Linked DNA regions of Homo sapiens: region 1 is linked to region 2. Evidence: chromatin contacts called from ENCODE Hi-C or POLR2A ChIA-PET data. All regions are on one chromosome and are shown on one strand. The core of a region is the stretch at or near the end of the contact, and the rest is flanking DNA. Distances in the headings are between cores, read along the strand shown.

Evidence for each region. Hi-C counts contacts between places; a loop is a spot of excess contacts on that map. ChIA-PET counts read pairs that join two places held with the same protein, here RNA polymerase II (POLR2A). Pooled maps may share reads with other maps.
Region 1: a pooled map shows a loop between it and region 2 (7-fold over the local background). The contact joins the promoter of SEPSECS here to the promoter of MED28-DT in region 2. A Hi-C loop is called at or near these places in 2 of 50 pooled maps. POLR2A ChIA-PET finds 5 or more read pairs at or near these places in 2 of 52 experiments (HepG2 and T-cell).

Annotation. Positions count from the first base shown.
Region 1 is chr4:25,158,164-25,162,019 of GRCh38, forward strand. It overlaps SEPSECS (Sep (O-phosphoserine) tRNA:Sec (selenocysteine) tRNA synthase), which reads right to left and starts at 2,286. Exons shown (of 11, transcript NM_016955.4): 1 at 2,093-2,286; 2 at 790-944. The coding sequence starts at 2,206. SEPSECS-DT (SEPSECS divergent transcript) reads left to right here and starts at 2,509. Exons shown (of 2, transcript NR_037934.1): 1 at 2,509-2,590. RefSeq lists a silencer at 1,970-2,139 and an enhancer at 2,250-2,549.
Region 2 is chr4:17,613,016-17,616,564 of GRCh38, forward strand. It overlaps MED28-DT (MED28 divergent transcript), which reads right to left and starts at 1,565. Exons shown (of 3, transcript NR_186331.1): 1 at 1,127-1,565; 2 at 917-1,023. MED28 (mediator complex subunit 28) reads left to right here and starts at 1,626. Exons shown (of 4, transcript NM_025205.5): 1 at 1,626-1,798. The coding sequence starts at 1,640. RefSeq lists enhancers at 971-2,170, 1,276-1,565, 1,666-1,775.

The DNA of each region.
Region 1 (3,856 bases), core at 1,036-3,535, 7.5 Mb after region 2:
ATATTATCAACCATGTTATCAGCAAACTGTTAACTGAAATTTTCATCCAAGTTAGGCATTATCATCAGTTTTGACTGCAGTGGTTTTTACTGAAATACAAATTCTACGATGCCCAGGAAATTTTCATTATAATGTAAAAGCATGGAAGACAGGAGTTTCATTTAAAAGAGTTTACACTTCACAGAAAGGTTAGTGGACAGAGCAATGAGTGATCATATTAACTACCAATTAACTACCAATTAAATCGTTATCAGAATTGATGAAAAGCTTTCTGCAATAATGCAAAAGAAAAAGGTCACTTAATAATCTAATACACCTTTCCCTGTATCTATTGCAACAGAGGTATTTATAAAATGAGATTCAGTTTAAACACAGTTTAAAACAAAATTTAAAGTTGATAACTATAAATCATTCAAAAAAAAAAAACACTACAAATGTTAGAAAAGAAATATGGAAAGCTATAAACAACCTTAATGGATTTTGAACTCTTACAACCAGATATGTTTATTAGGGTAACCGTTCCTAAGAAAACGTATAGCCTGTGTTAGTCACCCAGAACCTGACAGGGTAACCCCCACTTAGTTTTTACTCTATTGTCTTTGAAAAGCACCTGCTGAGATAAAATTGTTTCCATCTCCCTGTTGCATTTGGCTTACATATCCATTAGAGCAGGGAAGAAGTGGTTTACAAACTGACATTTGATAATCTAATAAGATAAATACTGCTGCCATTATTTTGAACCAAAAATAAATAAACGATGTATCTCCTGTACTACTTAAAAAAAGATACCTGTAATGACGACGAGCAACCAGTGCGGATGCCACTCTCCCTTCCCTTTCTCCCACACCACAATTGCCTAAGAAATTGTTGCTGTCCATGATTGCAAGTTCATGTAAAAAGAGTTCAAGTGTACTTTCATCCCAGCCATTCTCTGGACACTTGCCCTTAAAAAAAAAAAAAAACTTATGATTATATTTAATAAAACTACCGTTCTCTAGAATACTACAGGAATACAGTTTTTCTTTTTAACGTGTATTTTGCCACGCTGCTTGTTTTCTAAAATTCAAGCATAAATTCACCACTGTATAGAGACCGCAAAGAGGCAAAACGTTTGTACATTTGATTACAATTATTTACAGATTTCGAGAAGTGATGATAAATGCATACAATGAGGTTTACTGAGATATTTAAATTTCCGTAAGTGAAACTAACTGAAAACCAATACAACACATCCCCAGTGAAGATGCTTCAAACCAGGGCGTTACGACTGGGGCGGTGGGACGTGGAGAAGGGCGGTAGTTGTCAAACTTCAGTGAAATTTTGGCCACGCGCTGTAGCTCACTCACGCCTGTAATCCGAGCACTTTGGAAGGCCAAGAATGGCCGATCACTTGAAGTCAGGAGTTTGAGATCAGCCTGGCCAACATGGTGAAACCCCATCTCTACTAAAAATACAAACATTAACCGGGTGTGGTGGCGGGCGCCTGTAGTCCCAGCTACTCGGGAGGCTGAGGCAGGCGAATGGCGTGAACCCGGGAGGCGGAGGCTGCAGTGAGCCGAGATCGTCACACTGCATTCCAGCCTGGGCGAAAGAGCGAGACTCTGTTTCAAAAAAACAAAACACAACAAAACTTTTAATGAAATTAAAATACATGAACGCTGGCAGGAGGGAGACCTGTGAAGTTCCGCGGAAAGCTCGTGGTTCGAGTTAGCATACAGTCTACAAACACCATTATGTGTTCTGAGTCGTTGAGGGTTGGTGAAAGATGGAGGTGCGAACTTTGCCCTTTCCGCGAATAAAAAAGTACACTGGGACTTTCCCTCACTTCCGCATCCCGAAGTTAGAAACAGCGGGACTCAAAACCCCGACCCCAACACCCCCTCCTAACAACACCATTTGGCTTTCACTGGCTTTGGCAAGGCTGAGAAGGCACAGACCGCAGTCGGTCAGCTAGGGCAAGCCAAGCTGAGACAGACTTGGGACTAGTCTCAAGCAGCGAAGAGCTGCCGGTGAGGCAGCACCAGCGGGGACGCCCGGCGGAGCCAGAGCCCCGGGGTCGCGGCGGCTGGGGAGGGGACCGACAGCTCGGTACCTTCTCCAGAAGCAGCCGTATGAGGTGCTCATGCGAGCGGCGGGCCTCACAGCCCTGCCGCACGTAAGCCGGCGACACCAGCCGCTCTCCCGCCGCGAAGCTCTCGCGGTTCATGACAGCGGTGGCGACAGTGGCGAATAAGCGGGAGCACTAGCTCCACACGCCAGACACACGACGGAACCAGAATGCAACTCGCCGCCTGGACGGTACGGCAGCGCCTTGGGACAAAAAACAAAACAAAACAAAACAAAACAAAAAAAACACTTCTCGTTCGTGCACATGCGCAGACCTTCTCAGATGGCGCTCCAGGAGGAAGTTGGCGTATTTGAGCATGCGCGAGGGAGTCCGCGCTTTTCGCTGACTTTTGGCAAAGGAAGGACTGAAATTAGCCCCGCCCCGCTGCGGCTGATTCGTCTAGTTAAACCCTGGTGTTCCTGACACAAACTTCAGGAAAGGATTTTGCACTTGTGCAGACCGGGCGAGCAGAGTAAGAAGCAGGTACGTGGGTTTTTCCAAGTTCTGTGTTTCAGTCCTGTTGGATGGTTGAGATCTGTGCAGGGTCTGTGCTTCCGCCTTATTCAAACTGTCAGATGCCAGAACCTTCGATCTTTACTTTGATACATTTCCACACTTATTACTGCCTCACAACCCCATAGGAAATAGCAGTGCCCCACTCATTTTCCCCTTGACACTACTGTTTAGCCATAGCACTTACTACTCACCACGTGACATGCCAGACGTTTGTTTATACACACACACACACACACCCATACCCATGAATGTAAACTCTCTAACCTAACGGCAGGACCTCGGTTTTTGCTGCGGTGCCCCCTTCCCCCGGGCACCTAAAACAGTGCCCAGAATAAAGTAGGGCCTAAAAAAAAAGTTGATATTGAATTAATGAATTAGTTTGACCATTCTGAAACTATCCCCAAGAACATTTTGTAAAATTGATTAAGGAGGGGAAAAAAATCCAACTAGGCTTACAGCTGCTGTTATTAAGCCAGCTTGCAGTGTGGCCGACTTTCTTGTAGCTGGTTGCTACTTACTACCCCAGGAGAATGTGGCCCTTGTCACAAGACTCTTCATTCTTTTTCTGCTCTGAAGATAAAATCTAAGACATTATGAGAAGATAAGCTTTCTGTTTGCATTGCTTCTTTAGGTCCCGCATACCAACAAAACTAAGGACGCCAACTTGTCTGGAAGGCCCAATAAAAAGCTGATTCATGGAGGAATGCAATTGTCACATCCTAATGATTTCATCTCCCTTACCCCAACGAATCGATAACCCCAAATTTTCCAGCCCCTCACCCTCCACAAATCCCCTTAAAAAACTTTGCCTAGAACCCCTTGATGAAATGGATTGAAGCTTGAGAACTCTTCCTGTTTCCTGGCTTGTAACTTGTGATTATTAAAACTTTCTCTGCTGCAAGCCTGCTGTCGGAATACTGGTCTGTTTCTGCACAGCCGGCATAGGAACCTGGCAGTGCTGTAACAGTTCAACAACTTAGAGGTTCACTGCTGGAGATCCCTGCCTCCAGTTTCCTTACAATCTTCATCTTATGTGAGCCTACAGTAATTCCTGACATTGCTTTCACCTGGTGGTTTGTCCATTTGCACTGAGTCACACCCACTTGCAAGAGCTGATTGTTAAATGTTCAGTAATTTTGTGAGCTAGTTTTCAAATACAGCCACTCAAAAATTATATTACAAGCAAAAGTAAAAATACTCAAAATTTGTCACTTCCTAATTATTTTACATTTT
Region 2 (3,549 bases), core at 315-2,814:
TTGGGATGATTGCTATAACCTCCAGATCATTAAATAGTGCCTGGGAAGTGGAGCGCTCAGTAAGTGTGCTGGGTAATAACTGTAAAATCAGATATAATGAAAAAAAGTTATTTGGTTTTAAAGAGATAAATAAGAAGGTTGGGCACGGTGGCTCACGCCTGTAATCCTAGCACTTTGGAAGACCGAGGCGGGCGGATTGTCTGAGCTCAGGAGTTCGAGACCAGCCTGGGCAACAAGGTGAAACCCCGGCGCTACTAAAATACAGAAAAACTAGCCGAGCGGCGGGCGCCTGTAGTCCCAGCTACTCGGAAGGCTGAGGCAGGAGAATTGCTTGAACCCAGGAGGCGGAGGTTTCAGTGAGCCGAGATCGCGCCACTGCATTCCAGCCTGGGCGACAGAGCGAGACTCCGTCACCAAAAAAAAAGAGAGAGATAAGCAAATGTTAAAAGCAGGTTACTACAAGATTAGCAGCCTAGTGCCGGGCGCGGTGGCTCACGCCTGTAATCTCAGCACTTTGGGAGGCCGAGTCGGGCGGATCACGAGGTTAGGAGATCGAGACCATCCTGGCTAACACGGTGAAACCCCATCTCTACCAAATATACAAAAAATTAGCTGGGCGTGGTGGCGGGCGCCTGTAGTCCCAGCTACTCGGGATGCTGAGGCAGGAGAATGGCGTGAACCCGGGAGGCGGAGCTTGCAGTGAGCCAAGATCGCGCCACTGCACTCCAGCCTGGGCGACAAAGCGAGACTCTGTCTCAAAAAAAAAAAATTAGCAGCCTGGCGCCTTGGCTCATTACTGTATTCCCAACACTTTGGGAGGCCGCGGCGGTAGAATCACTTGAGCTCAGTAAAACACCTGACTCAACTAAAAAAAAAAAAAAAAAAAAAAAAAAAAGCCCGTCGCGACTGCACGCACCTGTGGTCCTAGCTACTTGGGTGGCTGAAGTAGGGGGATTGTTTGAGCCCGGGAGGTCGAGCCCTGATCATGACACTGCACTCCGGCCAGGGCGACAGAACGAGACCCTGAGAAAAAAGAAAAGAAAGAAAAAAAAAGATTAGCATAGTGACTTTCTCTTTGATGTAACCATAAATATTTAAAGACATCAGTGCCGGGCACATTGGGAACCTCAACAAAGTTGTTTCCGTTATCCATCTCCGACCAGAATTCAGGAAGAACTTTGCCTGTCTTGTTCCCGCTATAACCAATGACTCAACAAATGTTTGTGGAGTGAGTGGGTGACCCTCTCCTTTTACCAACGGTAAACAGCCCGCGGAAAGAAAAAGTGACTTAGCCAAAGTCTCTCCAGGCATTTGGGGCAGAGTCGGGACTAGCATAGTAGTATCCTGACTCTCGCAGGAGGGCTCGCTCCACTGTAGTTATTAATTCTCCTCTCCACACAACCAGGTCTAATCCGGCCAAAGTCTTCAATTCTTAAGCTAAGAAAAAAGGAAAATACATGTAAACTCTGTTTTGCGATAGACAAGAAAACAGAAGAATTAAAAATCCTCCTTCCGGGGTGCACCAGAATCCTCCCATCGCTCGGTCCTGTCACGTGACCACGCCTACTACACCAGCCACGTGAGCTTCTGAGCCGGCTTCCGCGCAGGCGCAGTGGATCTCTCTTGCGCCATTCCAAACATGGCGGCTCCACTAGGGGGTATGTTTTCTGGGCAGCCACCCGGTCCCCCTCAGGCCCCGCCGGGCCTTCCGGGCCAAGCTTCGCTTCTTCAGGCAGCTCCAGGCGCTCCTAGACCTTCCAGCAGTACTTTGGTGGACGAGTTGGAGTCATCTTTCGAGGTAATATAAGACATGGGCGTCTTTGTCCCTAGCCTTCCCTTTTTTCTGAAACGTGAACTGCGCGTACGCGTATCTCCTCCAGGGATCCGAGCAACTAATTCACAAATGGGGAAACTGAGGCTTAAAGTAAGTCACTTGCTTTAGGCTTCCCCGTGGCCCGTATTCAATTCAGGTCTGCTGGCGGGGGCGCGTAAACTCGACGTTTGTGGAAACGTGAACCCGAAGTTTGCCTAAACCCCAAACTTGGAACCCTTCCAGATTCCCAGCCGGTCCTTAGTCTCATCCCCGAGCACCGTTTCTTGCATCCCTGCATGTTTAGTAAGAGGCTCAAGCCTTTTCGGAGCTGAGAGTTTCACTGCTGTATCCTGTATCCTTTCCGCTGGGCTTCACCTTTAAACGATCCTAAAGGGACTCTTAAGAGCGGAAATTGACTTAAGTTACCAGGCGCAGCTTGGTACTAAGAGCTGAGGAAGGAGGAATGCTGGAGGTTAGGGAGGGAGGGAGGCACAGGTGACCCAATCTCTCAGTTTTGCCCAAGGAGTTTACCTTGTAGCAAGAAAGGTGAACTGTATATTGAGGGAAGATAGAGAGGTGAAAATAAGTGCTCTGGTGATTTCCAGTAGTCTTTAAAGTGGAAGATGAGCTATTCCTGTGTAGTAATAAAGTAATGTACGTTCAAATTGGAGTTAACTTTTCCACATTTTAAATCCCAGTTTTGCCGGGCGCGGTGGCTCACGCCTGTAATCCCAGCACTTTGGGAGGCCGAGGCTGGCGGATCATGAGGTCAGGAGTTCGAGACCAGCCTGACCAACATGGTGAAACCCTGACTCTACTAAAAATACAAAAATTAGCCAGGCGTGGTGGCGTGCGCCTGTAATCCCAGGTACTCGAGAGGCTGAGGCAGGAGAATCGCTTGAACCTGGGATGCGGAGGTTGCAGTGAGCGGAGACCGCGCCATTGCACTCCAGCGTGGGTGACAAGAGCTCGACTCCGTCTCAAAAAAGTAAAATAAAATATAAATAAATAAAAATCCCAACTTTGTGACTTTTGTATTGTATCTAATAGCACAGTGGTAAATGAATATAATTTGCAAGCGATTATTCAGACTGCATGGACAAAATGCTTTTACCACACGGATGTACAAAGATTTAGAAATAAATGATTTGAGATGGAGTCTCACTCTCTCGCCCAGGCTGGAGTACAGTGGCGCAATTTCGGCTTACTGCAACCTCCGCCTCCCGGGTTCAAGCGATTTTCCTGCCTCAGCCTCCCGAGTTGCTGGGATTACAGGCACCTGCCACCATGCTATTTTTTTTATTTTTTAGTAGAGACAGGGCTTCACTATCTTGGCCAGGCTGGTCTCGAACTCCTGACCTCGTGATCCACCCGCCTCGGCCTCCCAAAGTGCTGGGATTACAGGCGTGAGCCACTGCGCCTAGCCAGAAATAAATGATTTAAAGGACAGACCGTTTAGGAGGAGGAGGAGGAGACACCTTTGAGGTGGTGCTAAGTGGTAAAGGAAGGGGCTGGTGAACTTTAGAGCAGCATCTAGCATTGTGCTTGAGGGGAGCTGGCTCTCAGTCATGGGCACTTGCTGAAAGACTGGCCCTGTACAAGTCTTAGCCAAAGTTGACTCCCAGCACCCTGCTGCTTAAAAACGTACAGTGGCTGCTTGTTGCCCTTGAGATAAGATCAAGATGTTTAGTGTGGTCTCCCAGGCTTTGCATGTTGCGTTCTCTCCTTCAGACTCG